Linked DNA regions of Homo sapiens: region 1 is linked to region 2. Evidence: chromatin loops called from intact Hi-C (ENCODE). Cell type or tissue: endothelial cell of umbilical vein. All regions are shown on one strand. Each heading gives the region's core, and the rest is flanking DNA. Links, peaks and the distances in the headings are about the cores only.

What was found. A loop is a pair of places that touch in the nucleus more often than their neighbours do. Peaks named below come from ENCODE experiments on the same cell type or tissue, not always from the same donor. Only the 100,000 strongest peaks of a DNase experiment are listed, where the experiment ranks them.
Region 1: a loop joins it to region 2, with 4 times the contacts of the local background. A loop is called at or near these places in 6 of 110 quality-filtered maps.

The regions. Positions count from the first base shown.
Region 1 is chr1:245,883,231-245,895,918 of GRCh38, reverse strand. The region is part of intron 8 of SMYD3 (SET and MYND domain containing 3); the gene reads left to right. Among named protein-coding and RNA genes, the nearest start is that of SMYD3-AS1, 220 kb to the left of the region's middle. In endothelial cell of umbilical vein, for the core only: no CTCF peak of the experiment used is centred there; a DNase peak (open chromatin) is centred at 6,918.
Region 2 is chr1:246,443,581-246,456,268 of GRCh38, reverse strand. All of the region lies in intron 1 of SMYD3 (SET and MYND domain containing 3), which reads left to right. Among named protein-coding and RNA genes, the nearest start is that of SMYD3, 57 kb to the left of the region's middle. RefSeq lists an enhancer at 6,339-6,899. In endothelial cell of umbilical vein, for the core only: a CTCF peak has its summit at 5,301 (motif pointing right); a DNase peak (open chromatin) is centred at 5,338.

The DNA.
Region 1 (12,688 bases), core at 2,411-10,410, 560 kb after region 2:
ATTATTTCAGCTTCTTTTTAGAAAAACTCTTTTTCTGCAACACAGAATTGCCTTCCCTCGTTTCCTTCTGAGACCCTCCACGACACCTATGAGTTACACAGCCCTGAAGAAGCCCAGCTTCTACAAAGAAATGACTTTGTGCTGGTGCTGTGTGGGAACTGCCTTGATTCCCATGTGGGCTGTACATCACCTGGGCTATGCCCTGTAAACCGTGAAAACCGGGGAACAGAGGCAGGTTTGAGTGAAAGGAAGAAACAATGATTGTCTGAAGAAGAAGAAATGAAAGAATGTTAGCGCAAAAGTTATATTCAAAGGAAATGAAAGTTCTCAGCCCAAGAAAGTTTTTATGGTACTGAGTCTATTTGAAATGGGAGCACTTACTTAAAGGTCACTAGGAAACCAAGATTTTTTCTGCTGCCTTACTCTATTTTGCTAGATAAATTGTAAGCAGAACTGTCTCCTGGTGGGATGATGAGCCCAACCAGCTCTGCGTTGTTCTCAATTTTAACAATCTAAGCAGAATGTTTCCCGTTTCTAAAGTTTTCATCATAACCAAACTATGTTGTCCTCAGGAAGATTTGACAGGGAACTGAAGAAGTGTGTGCGTGCGTGTGCGTGTGTTCATTCCCATTTTTAATTAGTTGAAACCTAACATTGCTGTATGTTACCTGTGTCTTGCTTCTCCAGACAAGCAGAAAAATGGGTTTCCCCCAGAGTGAATGACTGTCTGTTTGAGTTCATGTTTAATCAAGGAAGGGAGTTACTGACTTCATAATCACATAATCCCGTCTGCAGTGTTGCTATGACATACGGGGAGAGGCTTCTGGGCATGCTACGATGGGCTGTAAAGTTGGCTGAGAGATAAACAATGTAGCTATTGTGTTTGCCTTGGACTGTGGCGTTCACCACATCACAGGATGTGGCACTTCTTCTCTGCCTTCTCCCCAGAGGACAGGCAGCTGTGCTCACCAGGCTCCTTCACGTGGCCCTGTTATGTCCACCTCGGGTAAAAGATGGTCTCTCCACAATTTGTGGTGTCGTGAATTCTGTCTCACCTTTCCAGTTCTTGCACACACATTCTTTTCTACCATCTTTGGGGCTTCATAAGCCTCCAGCTCAGAGGATAGATTGAGGGATGGCAGCTAATGTGATACAGAGTATGTGTTCTTGTGTACCAAGTACCATCCCCAGCCCAACACATGGTCCACAGGTACGCAGTAGTGTTCAGGAAGTCTAGTACAATAAGGTGATTCTTCCTCAGATACTACTGGAAATTAGAATACCTGCTAAAGCTTATGGGGGCACTTATTGTGTGCTAGTGTGTCCAGAGTTGGTTCCTTCCGGTGGGTTCATGGTCTTGATGACTTGAAGAATGGAGCCGCGGACCTTTGCGGTGAGTGTTAGAGCTCTTAAAGATGGCACGGACCCAAAGAGTAAGCAGCAGCAGGATGTATTGTGAAGAGTGAAAAAACAAAAGCTTCCACGGCGTGGAAGGGGACCTGAGCGGGTTTCCGCTGCTGGTTGGGGTGGCCAGGTTTTATTCCCTTATTTGTCCCCACCCATGTCCTGCTGATTGGTTCCTTTTACAGAGTGCTGATAGGTTCATTTTACAGAGTGCTGATAGGTTCATTTTACAGGGTGCTGATTGGTCCATTTTACAGGGTGCTGATTGGTCCATTTTACAAACCTCTAGCTAGCTACAGAGCGCTGATTGGTGCGTTTTTACAGAGCACTGATTGGTGCATTTTACAAACGTCTAGCTAGCTACAGAGCACCAGCTGGTGCATTTTACAATCCCCTTGTAAGACAGAAAAGTTCTCCAATTCCCCACTCCACCCTGGAAGTCCAGCTGGCTTCACCTCTCACGAGGTACTCTGCAGACTTCTCTGTATGCCTCATCTCATTTCTCTCTACAACCATATCAAAGTTAGGGTTACTCTTACTGCCGTTTTACAGATGAGGCAACGGGAGCTTTCAAGAGTATAGCCCTAACCTCTTCACTATGCTGTTTCTATAGTGATAAGAGTAACAGATAGACCTTCCCTATCTTTTTAAAGAATTGGAGTGTAATTTGCATTCAGTAAAATTCACCCTTTTTAGTGTACAGTTCTACAAACTTGGATAAATGCAGTCTGTGACCACAACCACCACCACCACCATCAAGATAGAGAAGCGTTCTATCACCACCACTCCCAAATTCCTTCGTACTGCGTTGTATCCATGTCTATACCCCACTCCCAGCACCTGCTAACCCAAATCTTCTTTCTGTCACTACCATTTTACCTTTTCCACAATATCATATACATTAACCAGCCATTTCATTTGGCTTCTTTTGCTTAGCCATGTTATTTGTACACACATTTATAATATATAACCTCAATAGTTGGTTCATTTTTATTGCCAAGTAGTATTCCATTACATGGCTATTTCATAGTTTGTTTTTCTAAGTGAAGGATATTTGAGTTGTTTTCTAGTTTTGGTGGTTGTCAAAGCCACTGTGAACATTCACATACAGGTTATTGTGCAAATATAAGTTTTCATTTTATTTGGACAAATACCTAGGAGTGGGGTTGCTGGGCTCTATGGTAAATATATGTTTAACTTTATAAGAAATTGCTGCACTTTTTTTCAAAGCAGCCCCTATTGTTTTGAATTCCCACCAGCAATGACTCAGAGTTCCAGTTACCCCAAATCCTCACCAGCACTTGTTTTTGTCAGATTTTCTTTTTGTTTTTCATCCTCCTAATACATTTAGTGTGGTAACATTGCATTGTGGTTTTAATTTGCAGTACTGTAATGTGTTTTCTCACGTGTTTGTGTGCCACATGTACATCTTAATTGTTGATATATCTGTTCAAATCTTTTGCCTATTTTAAAAATTGGGTGTTTTCTTACTGAGTTTTGAGAGTTCTTTATCCTGTACACAGGTCTTTTGTTGGACATATGTTTTATACATGTTTTTTTCCTCAGTTTGCAGCTGGTCTTTTCATTCTCTTCACAGAATGAAAAGCAGAAGTTTTAAATTTTGAAATAGTTTAGTTTATCAGTATTTTTCTTTCATGGATCAGTCTTTTGAAGCCATAGCTGAAAATCTTTACCTAATTCAAGAGGAGAAAGATATTTCTTCTGTGTTTCATATTAGATTTTATAGTTTTAGGTTTTACATTTAGGAATTTGATCCATTTTCAGTTAATTTATGTGTATGCATAATGTTCTTTTTTGTATATGGATAGCCAATGATTCTAGTACCATTTGCTGAGTCAATATCTTATTTAAAGCCACAGGATATTATACAAAGAGTACAGAGTTAGATTTAGCAGAAGTTGGGTTCTAGTTCCGGAGCATCAGCAACTGGCCAGAGACATGAAATCCAAATGGTGGATAAGAGGACAGCTTGATACGGTGGAAAGAGCATGTGCTTTGCAGATAGATGGTTCTGGTTTCTGCTGTTGACCAACCCTTTGACATCAGCAAGTTACCTTCCCTGTGATGGTCTTAATTTTCTCTTTTGTAAAATGAGAATACTCTAAACCTGGCAAAGCTACTTTAAGGGTTCAATTAGATAATTAGATAATATATGTATAGATTGGGAGATGGTAGATGCTTGGTAATGGTAGCCATTATTATTATTGAATGATCTGGGGAAATAGTCTATTTGGGAGGTTCCAAGAAATACAGCATCCTCAGTTCCCATCATTTGCTGATCAGAGTCTCTGAATTGTTCACATAATTTTCTTAACAGTTTTTTAACTCCTCCTGTTCCAATTTTTAGTTGTCTCTGCTTTCTTCCCCCTTTTTTTGTGCCTAGTGCCTCTTGTTTGGTTTGGTTCCAGTGGTCACTGTGCTGGGGTGGTTGGTGTTTTTCTTTCTTTCTTTTTTCTGTTTTGAGACAGGGCGTCACTCTTTCGCCCAGGCTGAAGTGCAGTGGTGTGTTCATGGCTCACTCCTGGGCTCAGGCAATCCTCCCATGTCAGCCTCCTCAGTAGCTGGGGCTACAGGCGTGTGCCACCATGCCCTGCTAATTTTTAAAAATATTTTTGTAGAGATGGAGTCTCACTGTATTGCCCAGGCTAGTCTTCAGCTTCTGGGATCAAGCAGTCCTCCTGCCTCTGCCTCCCAAACTGTTGGGATTACAGGTGTGAGCCACCATGCTCAGCTCAGCTTGTTTTTCATTCTTGTATTCTTCCTGGCTTGCTCCCCTGCACTTCCTAACCTGGGCTCTCCTTCCAGAAGTAAGCTGACCTTTGTCCAGACTTAGGGGGCATATCACTGTCCTTCATCACTACTCGTGCTGTCCTCTTCACCCCTACAGTTCCCGACATTGCTGTCACTGAGGGGGTGTACATAGCAGAAGGAAGGGAAGTACAGCTGAGTAAGAAGACAGCATGAGTGGCACTGCACAGAGTCACATCCAGGTCATTGCTCCCCTCCCCCCAGATTCCTGGACAAAGTGGATGTCATCCTGGGCTGTCTCTGCAGTTTATTTCCCAAGAGACCAATCCTCTTTTGTAAACATTATTTATTTTTGTATTTTTAAATTTTGAATGTTTATGGCTACAGAGTAGGCGTGTATATTTATGGGTACATGAGATAAATATTTTGATACTGTCATACAATGTGTAATAATCATGTTAGGATAAATGGGGTATCCATTGCCTCAAGCATTTATCATTTCTTTTGTGGTACAAATATTCCAATTATATTTCTTCAGTAATTTTTAAATGTACAGTAAATTATTGTAGACTCTGGTCACCCTGTTGTATCAAATAGTAGATGTTATTCATTCTATCTGATTATATTTTTGTACCCATTAACCATCCCCCGTTCCCTCCCTTGCCCACTACCTTCCCAGGCTCTGGTAACCATCATTCTACTCTCTATCTCCATGAGTTAAATTCTTTTAATTTTTAGCTCCTACAAATTAGTGAGAACATGTGAAGTTGGTCTTTCTGTGTCTGGCTAGTTTAATTGAACACAATGTCCTCCCATTCCATCCTTGCTGTTGCAAGTGATAGGATCTCATTCTTGTTTATGGCTGACTAGTACTCCATTGTGTATATGTACCATGTTTTCTTTATTCATCTATCAACAGACACTCAGGTTGCTTCCAAAGCTTAGCTATTGTGAATAGTAGTGCAATAAACATGGGCGTGCAGATACCTCTTCGATATACTGATTTCCTTTCATTTGCGTATATACCTACCAGTGAGATTGCTGGATCAATGGTAGTTCTATTTTAGTTTTTCGAGGACCCTTCATACAGTTTTCCATAGTAGATGTACTAATTTACATTCCCAACAATAGTGTGCGAGGGTTCCCTTTTTTTCCACATCTTTGTCAGCATATGTTACTCCCTATCTTTTGGATCAAAGCCATTTTAACTGTGGTGAGATGATATCTCATTGTAGTTTTGATTTGCATTTCTTTGATGATGCGGGATGTTCTTATACCTGTTCACCATTTGTATGTCGTCTTTTGAGAAATGTTTATTTAGATCTTTTGCCCAGATTGTTAGATTGTTAGATTTTTTTCCTTATTCAGTTGTTTGAAGTCCTTATATATATCCTAGTTATTGATTCCTTGTCAGATGGGTAGTTTGCAGATATTTTCACCCATTCTGTGGGTTGTCTCTTTACTTTGTTCATTGTTTTCTTTGCTGTGTAGAAGCTTTTAACTTGATGTGATCCCATTTGTCCATTTTTGTTTTGGTTGCCTGTGCTTTTGGGATGTTACTCAAGAAATCTTTGCCCACACCAATGTCCTGGAGAGTTTCCCCAGTGTTTTCTTTTAGTAGTTTCGTAGTTTGAGGGTCTTAAATTTAAGTCGTTAATCCATCTTGGTTAATTGTTTTATATAGTGAGAGATAGAAATCTAGTTTCATTCTTCTGCACATCCAGTTTTCCCGGCACCATTTATTGAAGACTATCCTTCCCCCAGTGTATGTTCTTGGCACCTTTGTCAAAAATGAGTTCACTGCAGATGTATGGATTTAATTCTGGATTCTCTATTTCTTTCCATTGGTCTGTGTGTCTGTTTTTATGCCAGTACCATGCTGTTTTGGTTACTATAGCTCTGTAGTATAATTTGAAGTCAGGTAATGTGATTCCTTCAGTTTTGTTCTTTTTGCTCAGAATGGCTTTGGCTATTCTGGACCTTTTGTGGTTCCATATAAATTTGGGGATTAGTTTTTCTGTTTCTGTGAAGAATGTCATTGGTATTTTGAGAGGGATTGCATTGATGCCTCTTTCAGAATTTGCCATGTAAGAATTATTGTTCTTTTCTGAGTAAGACCACATTTGGAATCTCACAATGAAACAAATAATAAAATGCCTTGGGACAGAGACCAGACAAGGCTTCTATTGACATTTATTCCTTCATTACAGTAGGTGTTGGAGGTCACCCACACTTTGACCCTAAGTCTGAAAACAGACCTCTTCAGTGGTCACAGAAACTTCAGGGCTGCAGGGTTGGTGGAGAGTAGCTCACTCTGCAGTGGGTGTGGGCAGCTGTGGGCTCTGATTAAAACATGTAGTTGGCCCCTCCAGTGTCAATGGGAAGGATGTCCTAGAAGGAGAAAAAGGTATTCTAGTCACTTCTGTTATCTCACTCTCTATAGAAATTAAGAGAACATGGTGCCATGCAAAAATAACCTATTTATTTTTCTCAAAAAGTACATTTTCCCCTTATCTGTTAATCGGGCTCAACAGTGAACTTGAAGGCTTATGCTTTTGGTCCATAGTACATGCTCAAAGCCTTTAAAACATGACATGTTTGACCTTACCTAACTTTGGAGTTCTATAGGTCTCTGCCACACAAAGTTCCACTAACAGCTCACTGTTGGGATATGGAAAGAGGTTAAATTTCACAATAACTATCTTGGGGCTCACTATTTATATAGTCATTAACTGCGCCCTCTAGTGACATTGCATCCTTGGAAGAATGAAGCTGGGGAATTGGTGGCATTGGTAAGCTACAGGGAGTATGTAATGCAGCTCCGTGTATTAGGGATGGTAGGTGACCAAATGTGGTTCCACTTTCTCTTTCCCTGCTCTGAGAAGTTGCTGTTGGGCTTCAGGTAGACATGGTTGATGTAGAACACATGCATTTCTTCACTCTGTCTTTAAAACCTGCTGAAATGACACTCAGATTGGGCTCTTTCTGCATGTTATTGATTGCATACCTTCAGAGCTTAAAAGGTAGACGTGAGAGAGCATACTTTGTACTTAGATCCATCGAATATCACACAAGCTAAGTGGTTTGTCAGAAAGTCAGTTAAATTTGAATAGCTAGAAGAAACATTAGGCATCTAGGTCAATATCAGCATTTTGCAGAGAGGAGAAATGACTTGTGTCACTCACAAATAGAGTGACGCTGGACAATCCGGCCCAGAAAATACAAGTATCATAATTCTGGGGCAGTGCTCTTTTGATAAAGCACTGTGGGTACTGCCCTTGGTTGTGGAAGCAAGGTTAAAAGGTAAATAAAGGTAAAATAACATCAAGAGGGAACTTTTAGGCCTATTTATTTATTTACATTATTTTTCTTGAGAGATCACTTCCATTTATGTATTCATTTTCAAATACTTAACATACTATCTTTGTCCAATTTCTCAAGCCCTTTAGATGGTAGAATTCTAGAAATATAAACAGGAAAAATAGATATTTTGGGTTGGCTTTACTACTGAATAATTTAGTATATTTAAGTGTCCATTTAAGACCCTAGACTGACATTGGCCAGTGCTTTTACAACCCACTTGGGTGAGACTCCATGACAGGTCTATCATGTAAGAAGAGACTGAAGCATTAGCTGCTGTGGAGAGTCCAGGGAGCCCTGACTCACCCCAACAAGGACTAGAATTAGGAATAAGTCTTTTCTGTTTATAGCTTGAACATTAACTCTCTGGAAATAAGGCGTCTTATATTGCTTAGGGCTTAAATAGACTTAAGTCTCCTTTTTTTTGCTTATTACTCACCCATAATTACCATTTTCATCTCCAGTCTTTCAGCAAACCTGCTTGAATCTCTCCCTCCCTCCCTGTTTCTCTCCTTTTGTCCCTTTCTTTCTTCCTCAAGTATTTCATGATGTGAGACATATATCATAGGCCAACCATGGGAATCCTGAGATTGAAAGATGTCCCCTTCCTGTAGGTGGCTTCCATTCTAATGTGGAGATAGATACCCAGACACAGTTTAATTTGGTGTGGCAGTGATTTTACTGGAAGCCTGTTTGAAGTATAGTGGCAATGAAAGAGAAAAAAAATCCCTGGTCAGTCTAGAAAGACTTCACAGGAGACATTGACCTGAGATGTACAGGTTGTATAGGAATTTTCATTGAGATGGTTTCAAAGAGATTCAGTCTGGGGATGTTACTGGAAAAGGGGTCCCAATCCAGACCCCAAGAGAAGGTTCTTGGATCTCACACAAGAAAGAATTCAGGGCGAGTCCAAAAAGTGAAAGCAAGTTTATTAAGAAGGTGGAGGAATAAAGAATGACTCCTCCACACACAGCAGCCCCAAGGGCTGCGGGTTACCCATTTTTATGGTTATTTCTTGATGATATGCTAAACGAGGGGTGGATTATTCATGCCTCCCCTTTTTAGACCATATAGGGTAACTTCCTGACGTTGCCATGGCATTTGTAAACTGTCATGGTGCTGGTGGGAGTATAGCAGTGAGGATGACTAGAGGTCACTCTCATGGCCATCTCGGTTTTGGTAGGATTTGGCCAGCTCCTTTACTGCAACCTGTTTTATCAGCAAGGTCTTTATGACCTGTTACTTGTGGTAACTTCCTATCTCATCCTGTGACTTAGAATGCCTTAACCATCTGGGAATGCCACCCAGTAGGTCTTAGCCTCATTTTACCAGGCCCCTATTCAAGATGGAGTTGCTCTGGTTCACATGCTTCTGACAGGGACACACCCTGTGAAATGTCCCAGAGGCTTGAGAGAATATGGCGCATCAGGGAACAGCTAATGGTTTAGTATTGCTGGAGGATAAAGGCTGGTAAGGCCAGCAGTGGGTGGTGAGGGATGGCCTATGCTGGGCAGAGGGTTTGCATTTTCATCATGGAGGGATGGGAAGTCATTGTTAGAACAGTGAGGTTGGCCTTTCGACCCGCAATAGCCAGAAAAACGTGAGTGTGTGTAGAACCAAGAAGTCAGAAATGATTGCATGAAGAATAAAAAATTCAAATATCGGGCAAGGAAATTAGCATGGTTTTCACATCATTACACCCAGAAGAAGAGCTTGTAGAGAGCTGCTTATGCATATCTATGATGGCAGCTTTCTTCCTCCCCCACAAAGAATGAGATGCTTTTGGGTTCGATTAATACCCGGGGATATGGCAAACGGTTTGTTTCAAATACTCATCTGCTTACAGGCTGTTTCTGGGTGCTTCTATTAAAGATTAGAACATTTACCAATTGTACTGGGTATTAATTGCTGAGGTGAGGGTGTGATGGTCTCTAAACTAGCTGTACTTCCCAGTAATTAGGATATTGTATTGCTTCAGTTGCAGCCATCAGCATATCTTCTGCTTCCTCTTCTTTCAACCTTTGTTGACAAGCCGTTTTCAGACCCCGAGAACTCTAATAAGTAAGGAGAGATGTGGGCTTTCTCTTTCTCTTGTTTTGATATGTAAATTAGAATCCTGGAATTATGAAAGCGTTGATAATGTTTTCCTGTCTATAACATTAAAATTGGAAAGCTGTAGCTAAAGGCCCATAAAACAGTTGTCTCCACATTTGTCATTAAACTCCTTTATGTAATAAATTTACTCATCCTTAATTTGGAATTATCTTGCTTTTCTCAGAATTTAGTCAATCTTGGCATTTTTTCAATACCTTCTTATGCTAATTTCTTATTTATTGTGCCTTTTAAAATGGAACACATAAAGTAGCAGCCAATTAATAAATTATGTTTTCTACAACTGAAATAAAAACATGTTAATTATTTCTGAACAATTAGGTTGCGTTCAACATGGGTGAGTACTCCAATGGGAGTAACAAGCAGCCTCAGAGGATGAGGAAAATTACCTTAGTTTGACATCATATTAAATGAATATCTACTTTTTACAACTACTTCATGTTATGAATAAGGTCAGTTAAAATCATTGTAAAAATTGTGGATACTAACCTCCTTAATTTTATGTAATTGTCTTTTAGCTCAAGAAAAGACCATGAACGTTTTTATGCAGCTGCCCCATAACTATATAGTGGCCCCATAACTTAAAAAGGGACAGAGAGAACCTCTAATAGAGAAACACTGTAGAAAAGTAAGACTTTAAAGAAAGACTAAGGGCATACAAACTCTTCAGCCTGCAGGAGAAAGGAGGGGCCTTATCTGGTTGATATAGGAGTTAAAAAGAAATTAGTTGGGCAGATAGTGAGGGTAAGGAAGTCCTCGGTAAGGTTTTCCCTTTAATGAAAAGCAGTCCCCAAATCACATCTTTTCTAACAAAGAACAGCCTGTAAAATCGAGTCACAGACATAGACAAGCAAGCTGGAAGCTTGCAGGGGTGAATGCTGGCAGCTGTGCCAATAAGAAAAGGCTACCTGGGGGCCAGGCATGTTCAACATGGTGGTGTGTCCGGAATTGGTTCCTTCCGGTGGGTTCTTGGTCTCACTGACTTCAAGAATGAAGCTGCAGACCCTCATGGTGAGTGTTACAGTTCTTAAAGATGGTGTGTCTGGAGTTTATTCCTTCAGATGTTCAGATGTGTCCAGAGTTTCTTCCTTCCGGTGGGTTCATGGTCTTGCTGACTTCAGGAGTGAAGCCGCAGACCTTCACAGTGAATGTTACAGCTCTTAAAGGTGGCGTGTACAGAGTTGTTTGTTCTTCCCAGTGGGTGTGTGGTCTCGCTGACTTCAGGAGTGAAGCCGCAGACCTTCGCATTGAGTGTTACAGCTCATAAAGGTAGTGCAGACCCAAAGAGTGAGCAGCAGCAAGATTTATTGTGAAGAGCAAAAGAACAAAGCTTCCACAGCGTGGAAGGGGACCCGAGTGGGTTGCCGCTGTTGGCTCAGGTGGCTAGCTTTTATTCCCTTATTTGGCCCTGCCCACATCCTGCTGATTGGGCCATTTTACAGAGAGCTGATTGGGCCATTTTACAGAGTGCTGATTGGTCCGTTTACAATCCTTTAGCTAGACACAGAGCGCTGATTGGTGCGTTTTTACAGAGTGCTGATTGGTGCATTTACAATCCTCTAGCTAGACAGAAAAGTTCTCCAAGTCCCCACTCAACCCAGAAAGTCCTGCTGGCTTTACCTCTCAGTGGCACCATCTTCCCTTTTGTCAATCACGTGTACAGTAAGGAACAGACAACATGGCTACCTCCCAGATAGATACCTGCATAATAAAAGATTAGGGTGGGATGGCCAGCTTCTTCAGGTGCTATGCAAACATCACACCTGGTCCACCCAATCTCTCAGGCCCTATGTAAATCAGACACTGCCTCCTCAAGCTTGTCTATAAAAACCCCCATGCATTTCACCACAAAACCGGAAGGACCACTCCGGTTCCTCTCTGTCCCTGCAGAAGAGAGAGCTTATTCTCTTTTCTCTTTCTTTTGCCCATTAAACCTCCGTTCTCAAAATCACTTTGTGTGTCTGCATCCTCGATTACCCTGGCATGAGACAATGAACCTCGGGTATTTACCCCAGACAACCATGCTGCATCATGGTCAGGGAGACCTATAGTTTTCAGTCCTCACTAAGATTGGGAGAAATAGACTTCAGCTATAGGTATTTGGATTCGATGTACTGACCTTTTGGGCTTTTTTAAGAAGATATGGTGGCATTTGTTTTGTACAGGTCTTCTAAGAACAGTCTTTTTCATCTGTCTGATCTCTGCATTGCTAAAAAGCTTCCTAATCCTCAAGTTCTGGAATCCTCTGACCTGGATATCCCTGTATAAATTTAATATTTGAGATTAAATAGAAATATTAGACATCCTACCGCTAAAGGAAAAAAAATCATGAAACTTTATAAAATTGGACAATTTTTCTTTTTTACATCACCCACTCTGGGTTTTGGCCATTTTCACCTTTATCTGTTGCTTCCCACGACAACCAGCATTTACTAAATACCTACTATGTACTCAATAGCCTAGAAGAAGTTCCTAGTATATGAAGCTCCCTGAAAAGCCAAAAATAGGCAAGAATTAGAAAAGGATTCATCTCGCTAGATTTGTACCTAAATTCTTACAGTGTCAGGTCCATGGACCTTTCATGATACTCTGTGGGCCAGCATGGGTAAAGGCTGCTTTAAACCATGAAGGACAGTGAAGAGCAGGGGCTTGAATGGTCAGAAAGAAGTAATAGTCTTTTAGCGTTGGGACCCCAAAAGAAAGAAATTATTATACAGGAAATAAACTTCTTGACTCCAGTCCTGATGTTTTGGGGTTTTTTTCCCCTAGTTTTTAAGAAAGAAGTGAGAATGAATTTAAAAATGAAAGAAAAGTGGTAGACTTTTGTTTTTTAACCCAAAATAAGTGGAAAATAGCAAAATAATTACGGGATGTTGTGGGTTTCAGACTTTTCCTTGGGTGGTTTTGAGACTTGAACAAGGCACTCTTGTCAAGTTTATTTAGAGTATGTCTTCCGTCTTTGTGCTGGGAGTCTACTTTACATATTATCTCGATTTTTCCAAGGTCATTTAATATTGCTTATACAGTTTGGAAAAAATAGGCT
Region 2 (12,688 bases), core at 2,152-10,151:
AATGTGAAGCCAGGGTTGACAATCGGAGCAACTCAAGAGAGAGATATTCCTGGAGAAGGTAGAGATAGGTGATAGCTGAAGGCTTAGATATATATCAGCTTAGAAACAGGGAGAATGAGAAGAAAATTGGGCCAGAGACAAATTCCTTTGGGATTACCAACATTGTGGTAGGTACCAAGGAGGTGGCCAGCAAAGAACCTGCAAACATAATTCCTACTCTTAATTGTACTGTTTTAATATAGGTTATTGATGTATTTTTGCATAGTTTTTCCCTGCTATGACTCAGAGTGGATATCAGCTATCAGGATATACTTTAAGTGCCTGATTCACGTATCTGTTGTTGATTGACAGACTGATGCAACCGATAAACATTAATTCTTTTATCATTGATGTAGAAAATCATGACCTTTAATTCATATCAGCAGCAAATACCTATATCTGCCTCCAAGTTTATTTAAAGGAATGCATGAAAGTAATAATTTCCAAGAATCCTTTTCAGAATTCAAAGTCACCTGTCATTTTTGCCATAAATTCTTTGAGGCATGAAATAGCCTGCCAGTTGTCTATTGCTCTCAAAGTTAATGAATGGTTATCAATTTATCATGGGTAATAACCTAGCTGCAAATTGTAAAGAACGCATTCTATCACTTTCTAGCATTTTTGCCTCAAGGCAGTATCTGGCTTTTCTATAGTATCTGGCTTTTCTATAGCATTTGGAGGCTCAGTGTCCCTAAAGCTTTTAATAGAACTCATTTCTTTCTAGGAAACCTCTTAACATTTGGTAATAGCTCAATGAAATATTAGCTGGTTATATCTTGCTTTGTGTAATAGATTTTGTGTAAATAAAATTTCTCAATGTAGGACTGGAAATACAATTTCTTGATGTACATTCAATCCAGTATAGCATGACGGTTTTAGAGATATTTCATTTTTATTTCCAATTCATATTCCATTCAGTTCTTATAAGCAAATGTGGTGGTTTTCCAATTCTCTATCTTCCTGGTTAGGTAGTTAATGATTGGAAAACAGGACTGTTTCAAGGAACTTTATTTTTAAAGGAATACTTTTTCTCTCCCTACAAAGTGAGAAATTCTCTATAACATGAGCTCTTTCAGATCAGGGACTTGGACTTGACTGTGTCTTTATTTAAAAAAACAAACAAAAAATGCTGGGTCTATGTCTTATTAAATTTAGCATTTCAGGCACTGAGCACAGCATCATAACTCAGTAAATATTTGCTGAATTAATGTGAATTATCACCCTACATCTTCAGTTATAAATTTGTTGTATTGTAGAGTGGGTTATCTAAGGGATGGGAGGACATTGATTTAACCCAATATGTGGCTTTTATTACAGTACTATAAATAGAGGTGACTACAGAGCTCAATGTGCCTATTTTCAGTCACAAACTTGATTTCAGTCCCAGTTTTTTCATTGTTAAACAGCTGCCCTTAGAGCTTGCATCCAGTCCTGTTGCTTTATATAAGAAATCTTTGAGTATTTTTATGTGTTTCCTTTTGACTCATTCAGTAAAAGCCTAGCACAGTGACTTGTTAAATTAACTCTGGTTACTGAAATTAATTAGTGAATATGTTTTAATGAAATAGGATGATAAACATTGCTGACGTTTGAGGCTTTAGTGTGTTTTTAATAATCCCTCATCAGTTATTACTACTGCCGTGGATTATTTGCCTGTGTACATTTTATAGTCCTCCAAATCTTTTCAGCTTCTAAAAGTTGGAAGAAATAAAATTCTATTCTGATTGATTGCTCCTTAGATTTTTATTCCTGTAATATATATGGGAACTCAGAGAGAAATTCTCCCATTATTAGTTTGCCTTATGTATTTCTTTTCATGTATTGCTTTGTATTCTCTTCATGTTTGTTTCTCCAAGCATATAATAAATATTTCTCTTGATGGAATCATACCTCACATTTTATTTTGACTGCTGCAGAGTTGTGCCCATAGTAGCAACTCCATAAGTAATGGTTGCCTGGTTGCTTGACTGACTGACTGATTATGGTGCTAATGGTGACGGTTAAAGCATTTTTCCCCACCTCAATGCATAGCAGTTTCTTTATGGATGCACACCTATCCCATTAAACTATTTCCTACAGAGAATCTTGGTTTCCCATGTTAACTCATTTCATAGTTGAATGATCCTTACTTTTTAGGGGACACTTCTCTGAATGTTTATTCAGGATTTCTCTTTTTTGCATTGTGAACAATTTCTTCACGTATTACCTAATCTGATTTGACTGGGCATTAACTGCCAACCTTAGGCCTTAAAGTGGAATAGGAGCCGACTAGAAGATCCACTTGTTCCATCAGATCCTCACCCAACTTCAGTGCTTTATTAGTAGTTAAAATGTGGACTGTTGTAAGGTGTAGTAGAGATTTACTAACAGTTTGCAGAAAAGTGTTTCTGTATCATGACCGTGCTCTTGGGCTGGTAATAGAAGGTATTAAATTTGTTAAGGGTTGGCCTAAAAGATTGGGCATAATTGGGTTAGCTGACAAAGCTCAAGTGTATTGCATACACCTGATCCAGGTAGGTGGCGAAACGGTGGGCCTTTTTAAGGCTGGTTTGCTTTCAACCCTGTGGCTTTTACTTAGGTGCCTGAGGAGCATTTTAAGTCAGTTCATACCTTTTGAATACCTCGCTTTTGGTAAATTTGGAGTTTATGTTCACTGATAAACCAGCAGGGTTGTAATTTTTTATTCAAATAGGAACTATCTACTTATTTTTATTTCTAGTTATTTTACCTTTTTTGTCAGTAGTGTAAATAGCATCTTTTTATAGTATATTTTCTAAGTTTTTATTGTTTACATATAGAAGCATCGTAGTTTTATGTGATTTTGTAATCCACCACTGTACTAAATTCTCACTTATAACAATGTTTCAACTTTTTTCTCCCTTGAATTTTGCAAATGTGTCATATCATCTGCATATATGGATACTTCCGCCTCCTTCAGTCCGATATCGTGTTTCATATAGCATAGTGGTGAGAAGCACCGGCTCTGGAACTATGACTGCTTGTGTGTTAAGCCTGTTTCTACTAACTTGCTAGCTATGTGACTTTGCGCAAGCTACTTATGTTCTCTGTGCCTTGCTCTCTCCCTCTGTAAAATGAGATAATAATAGTACTGCCTTATTATTATGACGATTATATGAATTAAATGATTTAGTATTTGTAAAGTGTTCAGAACAGTATCTGACATATAGTAAGCACTGTAAAAATGTGTGGTAAATAAATAAAACTCACATAAGATTTTTTTTCCCTTGCATTGGCTAGTATGGTACTTCTAGATGAATATTAATCTAGAAGCCCAATGGTGGGCTTTCTTTATTCCTCCCAGACTTCAACAGAAATGCTTGTGTGTGTCATTGTTTTAGTGTTTCAGTAATGTTTCCAGTAAAACATTAGAAAGTTATAGACTGATATGAAATGTATTTTTCCATTATGTTAAGGAAATAGTCATCTATTGCTATTTTGCTAAGCGTTAAAATCAGGAACGGTTTAAAAATTTCATCATGTCTATTTGGCATCTACTTAGATGGTCATATAACTTTTCTTTTTTGACCTACTTATATGGTTGCTTGTATGAGTAGAGTTCCTAATAGTGAACTCTCCTGGAATCACTGGAGTAAACAGTTGTGCCTATAGCCTATCCTTCATTTAGTGCATTTATGAGTTCTCATTGCTATTACTTTTAAAGTTTTTGCACCAATATTTATAAATGAGTCTTTTTTTTCCGTTTCTTTTTTGAAACGGAGTCTTGGTTTGTGGCCCAGGCTGGAGGTGCGAACTCTGTCCACTGCAACTTCCACCTCCCAAACGAGTTCAAACGATTCTCGTGCCTCAGCCTCCCCAGTAGCTGGTAGTACAGGTGCACAACACCACCCATAATTTTTGTATTTTTAGGAGAGACAAGGTTCTGCCATGTTGGCCAAGCTGGTCTCGAACTCCTAGCCTCAAGTCATCCACCCATCTTGGCCTCCCAAAGTGCTAGAATTACAGGTGTGAGCCACCGCCCCTGGCCCGCAAGTGAGATTTGACAGTAATTTTTAATGTGTTCGTTGTCAGGTTTTGGTGTCACTGTGTGATGCTGTAAGTATTTGACAGTTTCCTTCCTTTTTCTATATTTTAGAAAAGTTTAGGTTTAGTGATCTATTCTTTTAAAATTTAAAAGAATGTTAAATTAGAATAGGAAGTGAGAGATTTAGTCCTGCTGTCTTAATTTCACAGATGAAGAAACAGTGGCTTCTTTACAGCCACTTCATGTCAGCTACTTGGGGTAAGCAGTTGCGGTTGTGCTACGGAGGTGAGGAAATAACATTTATTGAGCATTTATGTAGGCATTTAAAAAAACAGTATATTTTTGATGTACTTGTTAGATTTGGGTTTTGCTTATTTGATATCTAAAGTTAAAGTAAAAAAATTTTATTGACTAAAAAAAACTACTTTTTAGAGTAGTTTTAACTACATAGCAAAATTGAGTGCGTAGCACAGAGAGTTCGCATAGACCCTCTTCCTCTACACATGCACAGCCTCCCCTACAATGGACACCCCCCGCCAGAATGGCACGTTTGTTGCAACCGATCACCTTCTACTCATGACATTATCACCCAAAGTGAATAGTTTACATTAGCGTTCACCCTTGGTGTTGTAAATCCTATGGGTTTTGACATATGTGTAATGACATGTATCCACCATCATCATATCATAGAGTAATTTCCCTGCCCCCTGAATCCCCTGTGCCCTACATATTCATCCCTTCCCTCCCCAGCTCCTGGTCATCACTGATCCTTTTACTGTCTCTATAGTTTTGCCTTTTCCTAAATGTCATACAGTTGGAATCGTATAGTGTGTAGCCTTTTCACATTGGCTTCTTTCGCTTAGTAATATTCACTTAAGTTTCCTCCGTGTCTTTTCAGAGCTTGATAGCTCATTTATTTTTAGTGCAGAATAATATTTCATTGTTTATAAAATGCTGTTGGTTTTGAATGGCTGAATGTCTTTCCCGAAGATAACTTAGTCACCTTTTAATCCCAGAATCTTGTCAGTCAGCTAACAGATATTTATTGAAGGCCAGCAAAGTGCTTTGCCATTCTCCTAAACCCTGAGGAGACAGCAGTGATCAACACAGACAAGAGCTGTGTCTGTCCTTCTGGAGCCTGGCATAATTTCCAGGACCGGCAGGCACCTGCTGAATGTTTGTGGTTGAAGTATGTTAGTTTGTGACCCACCATTGGGAGATTCTTTGTCTTTAGGGAATTTCCAAATGTGGTAATATGCATTTATTTACACTAGGTGGTGGTAGAGTCATGTACACTGAACAGTTGGCACCTTAATTAAGTCACTAATTGTTTGCTTATAAATATAGTTCACTTCATAATGATTAAAATTTAAATACGTTTATATTAATTCACTGGAATGTAATCATTAATTAAAATGTGAACTTGTAGTACATCTTTCAGAATAAATCCCAATAAGTAGACTTTCTCAAATTCTTCAGTTTGCTTCCTTTGTTTAATAATCACGCATTTACTGAGATTCAGTTACATGCTAGGCATTGTGCCAGCGTGGAGGATTCAGTGTCGAATATGATTCCTTTTTGTCCTTGAGATGTCACAGTTTAGTGAGGGAGACAGAAATGAGACTAGATCCATTAAGTGCAGTGGAATGCCTATGTCTTAAGTATACCATTCGATGAATTCCGACAAATGCATACACCTGTGTAACCCAAATCTTTATGAAATTATAGATCACTGCCATCTTGGGGTGGGCATTTTTCAGGGCCGTGTGCAGCTGAGTAAGCAAAAGAAGCAGGTTGAGAGAAGAACAACGGAGGTGATCAAATCAAGCATTTCCTGAGAGAGCAGCCTGATTTATTGAGTTATTTATCAGTTGAAACTCAGTCTTTGGGAGTCTGGGATGTCCCTATAGTTCTGTTGATGAGTTTTTTTTTTTTGAGATAGAGTTTCGCTTTTGTTGCCCAGGCTGGAGTGCAATGGTGCGATGTCGGCTCACCTCAACCTCCGCCTCCCGGAGGCGTTCAAGCCATTCTCCTGCCTCAGCCTCCTGAGTAGCTGGGATTACAGGCATGTGCCGCCACGCCCGGCTAATTTTGTATTTTTAGCAGAGATGGGGTTGCTCCATGTTGGTCAGGCTGGTCTCGAACTCCCGACCTCAGGTGATCTGCCCACCTCGGCCTCCCAAAGTGCTGGGATAATAGGTGTGAGCCACCATGCCCGGCCTGTTGATGAGATTTTACATGAACTAGTTTGGGTCATTTTCTGTCACAGTAGTCAAAACGGTATGCCGAAGCTGCAACACTCATCTTTTAGTTTCTAAAGTGAGGGACTTGGCTCTATACTCCCAATAACATTACTTAAAAACAAACAAAAAAAACCTTTCCACACCTAACGTCAGCAGGTTCATACTCACAGGATTAAAGGTTTCAAAGCTGAAGAACATAGCCCAGTCAGAGCACCTGACTTCATTGACACTTCTCTGTGTCAGGCACGGTGTCCTTTTGTGTTTATTTTCTCTTCTTAGGGCAGCCCTAAGCAGTGGGTGCTTATTGTTCCCTTCATGGAGAACATCAGTGAGGAAATGGGCGTTCAAAGAGATTCTAGAACTTGCATCAGGTAATCGCTGGAGAAGTCAGATTTCCAAACACAGGTCTCACGTTCAAAGAGATTATAGAACTTGCATAAGGTAATCGCTGGAGAAGTCAGATTTCCAAACCCAGGTCTTCCTGGCTCCAAAGCAGGTCCCTCCTGCCCCATATCACACTGTCTCAGAAGAAGGAATTCTAAGTTAAAGAGCAAAAACATCACAAAAATAACTAATTGATTTTATTCTGGTTGTGGAAATAAATGAGGTCTACCCAAATGAGTACAATCAAAGGCTACTTATTCAGAGCTTTCTTTATATAGTAAGGGAATCCACCACCATCTATTCAATTTGGTGGAGATTCAAGGAAGACAGAGGAATGGGAAAACTTTTGTTTATTTTATTTTTTTTCTGGAGATAGGCTCTTGCTCTGTTGACCACGTGGAGTGCAGGGGCGTGATCATGGCTCATTGCAGTCTCGACCTCCCAGGCTCAAGTGACTCTCCCATCTCAGTCCCCCCTGAGTAGCTGGAACTACAGGCATGTGCTACCATGTCCAGCTAATTTATTTTTATTTTTTGTAGACACTGGGTCTCACTATGTTTCCCAGGCTCATCTTGAAGTCCTGGGCTCAAGTGATCTTCCTGCCTTGTCTTCCCAAAGTGTTGGGATTACAAGTGTGAGCCACTGTGCCCAGCAGGGTAAACTTTAGAGTGGAAAAAAGGGAAGGTTTCAGGTATGCCCTGTTTGTAGGCTGTTCCTGTGGGAAGCTGTAGGTGAGCCAACTAAAAGCATAGCAACCTGTGTGATTAGTTAAGGGTACATTTTTGGCTTTCTCTGGTTGGTCCTACATTGGAAGCAGGAGCAAAAATTAGGGAAGCTGACAGTTACTAATCATTTCCTGGCCATTTTGTCCTTTTTTTTTTTTTTTTTTTTTTTTAAAAAAAAGAGATGAGATCTTGCTGTGTTCCCCAGGCATGATCACAGATAGTGTGGCTTTGTACAAATTCTTAAGGGCATTGTTGGGCTTCCTGGGCTAGTTGCTAGACAGTAACCAGTCTGACTTCCTAGACTGGTTATTGTAGATAATAGGTTGGTTGCCTGGGCTTGTAGCTGCAGGTCGTGGGTCGTAGTTACCTACGATCTGGCCTTTGACCATTTGTTTATTTAGTCTCTCAGTAGATATGTTGGGGATGGGTATTCCCTGCCAACAAATTGATTGTATAACATATTCAAAGTTCTGTTTTCATAGGATAATGACAGTTGACTTTTGGAAAGGGAAGAGTAGAGGATGAGGAGAAGAGCATTTATTGAACAGCAGTTTTATCTTAGTCTCTGTGCGTTGGTTCTCAAAGCGTGGTCTCCAGAATAGTGGCTTCAGCATCATGTATTGTGATCATGTAAGAGATTATGTTATTATTTTTTTTTGAGACGGAGTCTCGCTCTGTTTCCCTAGCTGGAGTGCAATGGCGCGATCTTGGCTCAATGCCGCCTCTGCCTTCCGGGTTCAAGCAATTCTCCTGCCTCAGCCTCCCGAGTAGTTGGCATTACAGGCATGCGCCACCACGCCTGGCTAATTTGATTATGTTATTCTTAATAGGAATCATATGCCAAAGGTCTTAGGGATGAGTTAAAATGTATGCAACTTATTTTCAAATGGATGAGCAAAAGAACGTACAGATACACATATGTAGAGAGGAAGCAGACGTGGAAAGTTGTTAACAAATGTTGAATCTGGGGAAGGGTATATTAGTGCTTGTTGTATTTTGATCTCCTCACCTCTTCTATTTGAAAAAAGTGGGAGGAAAGCAATTCTCTTAAAAAGCTGGAAGTGAAACAGTAGAGCTCAGTAATCCAAGTGATGATTACATGGCAATTAATTCCCCAGAGGAGATGGGGCTGCTTCTAACTGGGAGAAGGTGTAGAATGAAGAACTGACTAAGCATAGAGCTGACCTGCCTACTGTGATTTATGGTGTGTGTGTCCTGCTAGCTCTCCTTATGTGGATACTTCTGTAGACTATAAGACTGAAAAAGAAATATTGGAAAGACAATCATTTCTTGTATTGAGATAATCTTTTAAGACTGGTGAGACAACTTCAGGTGCGTGGCCTCTGAATCAGTCAGTTTCTGTCTCGTGTATTTGTGAGAGAAACTTCTGGAAATTTTGTTTTCAAATGTCAAATATATTTCAGTATTTTCATCTTGTCATAAGTTTGGAATTTTCCTCTGAATTTTATAGCCAAGAATTTTTCTGTCTTGAAGAAGTTGATTATTTGTATTACGGTAATAATTTTACAAGTACTCTTTTCTCATAGCACATTTTGTTACACAGTGTTCCGAAAGTTATTGGGACCAGAAATGTAAAGTGATACACTCTACTTACTTAATTACCTCCCCAATTCCTCTGATAAAGGCAAGACATTATAGATGATCCTATAATTAAATCTGGTTTCCGAAGGAAATGTTATAACAATACATTTAACATTTTAATGCAGTCTTCATTTATAGGATTTGAGATTGCTACTTGAAAGCTATATAGTTTAAAATATAAAACTTGCTCTAAGTTATGGTGTGATTAAATTAGATAGGATGCCATTTTTTTTTTTTTTTTTTGGAGACGGAGTCTGGCTCTGTCACCGAGGCTGGAGTGCAGTGGCACGATCTCGGCTCACTGCAACCTTCGCCTCCCGGGTTCAAGCGATTCTCCTGCCTCAGCCTCCTGACTAGCTGGGATTACAGGCATGTGCTAGCATGACTGGCTAATTTTTTGTATCTTTAGTAGAGACGGGGTTTCATCATGTTAGCCAGGATGGTGTCGATCTCCCGACCTTGTGATCTGCCCACCTCAGCCTCCCAAAGTGCTGGGATTACAGGCGTGAGCCACAGCGCCCGGCCTAGGATGCCATTTCTAAATTACCGTGTTCCTGCAGTAATAGACAACTCCTTTTAACAGTGTCATCAGATGCCTCAAGTTACATAGGTTCCTAAAATTCATCCCCATATGGTACCTATTTAAATCGTAGATAAGTTTTAATTGAATTTTAGAAATGAAACCTGTCATGGAGATCCTGTTGCAAGCTCAAAGAGCTACATTAAATGGGTTTAGAAAAACAGCACCTCTAATATCTCTGATGTGGAGGTTCCATTTATTAGAGATTAGTAGGTTTTCTCTCCCCGGTCACAGAATTTATTGGATAATATAGTGGTTTCATTTTTGACATTCTTTGAAAGATTATGTTTTTATATATAGTAAATGGTCATGCCTTTTCTTACTAGATAAATAGAATTATTTCTAGAGTTGTCTTTAGGACAAATATGATAATACTTTTTTTATGGATATATCATTGTGATGTCTTTGATTCTCTGCTTACTTGTTATTTGCTACATGTAGTGATATATTCTGCTTCACAGTTTGGCCAGTAGTAAAATGAGCCATGATTTTGGGCTCTGCTTCCTCAAAAGCACTAGGAGACAATGCAGTATCCTCTTCACTATTTCAATACTTGGTCTTTATTTTAGAGGCAATTGATATGTTTACATCCAGGGTCTTCTGACTTACCTTAGTAGATGGGAAAGTAAAGATTAAAAAAACAACCAATTCTAGTGAAGGTTTAAAAGTATGAAATGGAATTAACTGTGTGATTTTGCATGAACTTGGTGTGTGGGAAATTCATTAGTTATGCATTCATATGGTTTTCAGTCTTATCAGATGTACAGTAATGCCTTGCTTTTTATGAGTTTTTAAGTTAATTCTCTTATTCCCAGGTTTTTTTTTTGTTTTTTTTTTCCTTTTTGGATGTCCACTCAAAGGCAAAGCTCCGGTCCCATTTCAGAAGTGAGAGTGTTTATAAGAATTAAGTCTAAGTCATTCAGGCACATTAATTTCTTATCTGTACTAAGCTCTCTCAGACAAGTGGCTGGAAGTCCCCTCCATACTTGTACAAATTAAATTCCTAATCTCTTGGTTTGCAAAAGACTGTCTTAACAGCTGTAGGGGTTTTCTAACTCAGCCCTCCTAAGTTCGTTTTCTTTGTTGTTAACTGTGTTGTATGTTTTTAGACCCCGGGCATCTTAAATGCATTTAGAAATTCAGATACAGATTTGAGAGTATCTATAAAAAAGCAGAATTTTACTAGTGCTGTTTATCCCTTGGGTCAATAGTAAGAAGGACAAATTCTTATGTTCTACCTTAAACTATACTCTGATTGGGGTTACATTCATGGAAGGCAATTTTAGGGACATAGGACAGGCCTGTAGTTGAAAATATGTCTCCATTTTGCCTGAGTTGGCTTGGTGTTCCTAAAAACCTTCTTTTCACTCATAGTCTAAACTGCTGGCAAAAATGGGCAGTGATTTACACTCAGGAGAGGGTTTTATTTGATTTATTAATTTGACAGTAAGGACAGGCTTAGCAATTAGATTGTTTGGTGGACATATTTTATTAAGTAAAACTCTCCCTCCTAATGTTGTGTTAGCATTTATTGAATGTTTACTACATGCTACGTTTTGTGCTAAGTGCCTTGTGTTATTTCATTTAATCCTCACAACAATTCAGTGAAGTACAGATACTTAAAACATCATCACTGCCATCATCAACATCAATAGTGCTCCTGTCTTAAAGAGGAGGGAACAAAGCCCCAAGGAGATAAAGAAATTTATTTAAAGTCACATGGCTAGTAAGTAGTACAGGTGGAATCCAAACCCCAGACTTTCTGATTCCAGAATCCAAGCTCTGCACCCCTATGTCAAATTTGCGTATCCTAAAGCTTTTACCACATTGCCTTGTTATCTTTATTCTGCTTCTATTCTTAGAACATTATGACTGACAGCTTTTGCGTTTTGTGTGCCTGGCTTCCAATGTTGAGTTAAGCACTCTGGAGCTGTTTTTTAGATTAGTTGTCTTTAAAGTGGGTGTATATATACACTTCGGGATTCATGGAGACTTTTCAGGAATTTTGCATGCAAAAATAGTTTTAATGGTATTTAGATGCTCAATGTCTGCATTTGATAATTTCTAATATGGTTGCCTGAGAGCACCTGTGGCAGAGTGAGTCTTCCTTCCTACCTCTCCATTCACAAATTGCTTTCCTCCCACTTGACAAAGGCAGTCAGTCATGCTTCTGACCCAGCACAAATCTTACAATATTTGATTGCTTCAGGGAGTGTAAATCCTCTGGTTCACCCACTAAAGGGACCATTTAAGAATTCTTAGGTTCTGGGGCTGGGCGCGATGGCTCATGCCTGTAATCCCAGCACTTTGGGAGGCCGAGGCGGGTGGATCACAAGGTCAGGAGTTTGAGACCAGTCTGGCCAACATGGTGAAACCCCGTCTCTACCAAAAATACAAAAATTAGCCAGGCGTGGTGGCACATGCCTGTAATCCCAACTACTTGGGAGGCTGAGGCAGAAAATTGCTTGAACCTGGGAGGCGGAGGTTTCAGTGAGCGGAGATCAAGCACCTGCACTCTAGCCTGGGTGACAGAACGAGACTCTGTCTCCAAAAAAAAAAAAAAAATTCTTAGGTTCTGGGTGTGAATTTGAAGATAGCAAAGTGATGACTGCTTTGGTCAAAATCATAGATGTTTCCTCCAGGTAACAAACCCATGGCAGGACTCCATACCTTATTTCTTTCTTTTAGAATCAAGTTGATTGTTGTCTGTCTGTGGTGGTGATGGGTGGTGAGGGAGGGTTTATAGGGAAGGCAGATTAGCACTTTTATTTGAAATGAAATATGAATTTTTTGACAGAAAGTAAGTTTTATTTGATTTATTGATTTGACAGAACAGGCTTAACAATTAGATTGTTTGGTGGACATATTTCATTAAGTAAAAGAGTGAAATCTACAGCTGCAGGGTTGCAACAATAATATTTAAGATACGTATATACCATACTGGAAACTATATCCATGCCATCATTAAATTAACATGTCAACCTAAAATGTCAGAAGAGCACAAGGTTTTTCAAAATTCTTTTAGGAAATGTACAAGTGAAAAAATTGGTGTTAGGTTCCTGTGCCCATCTTCCCTGCCACTACACCAGCCCAACCCTCCCTTGCCCCAGAC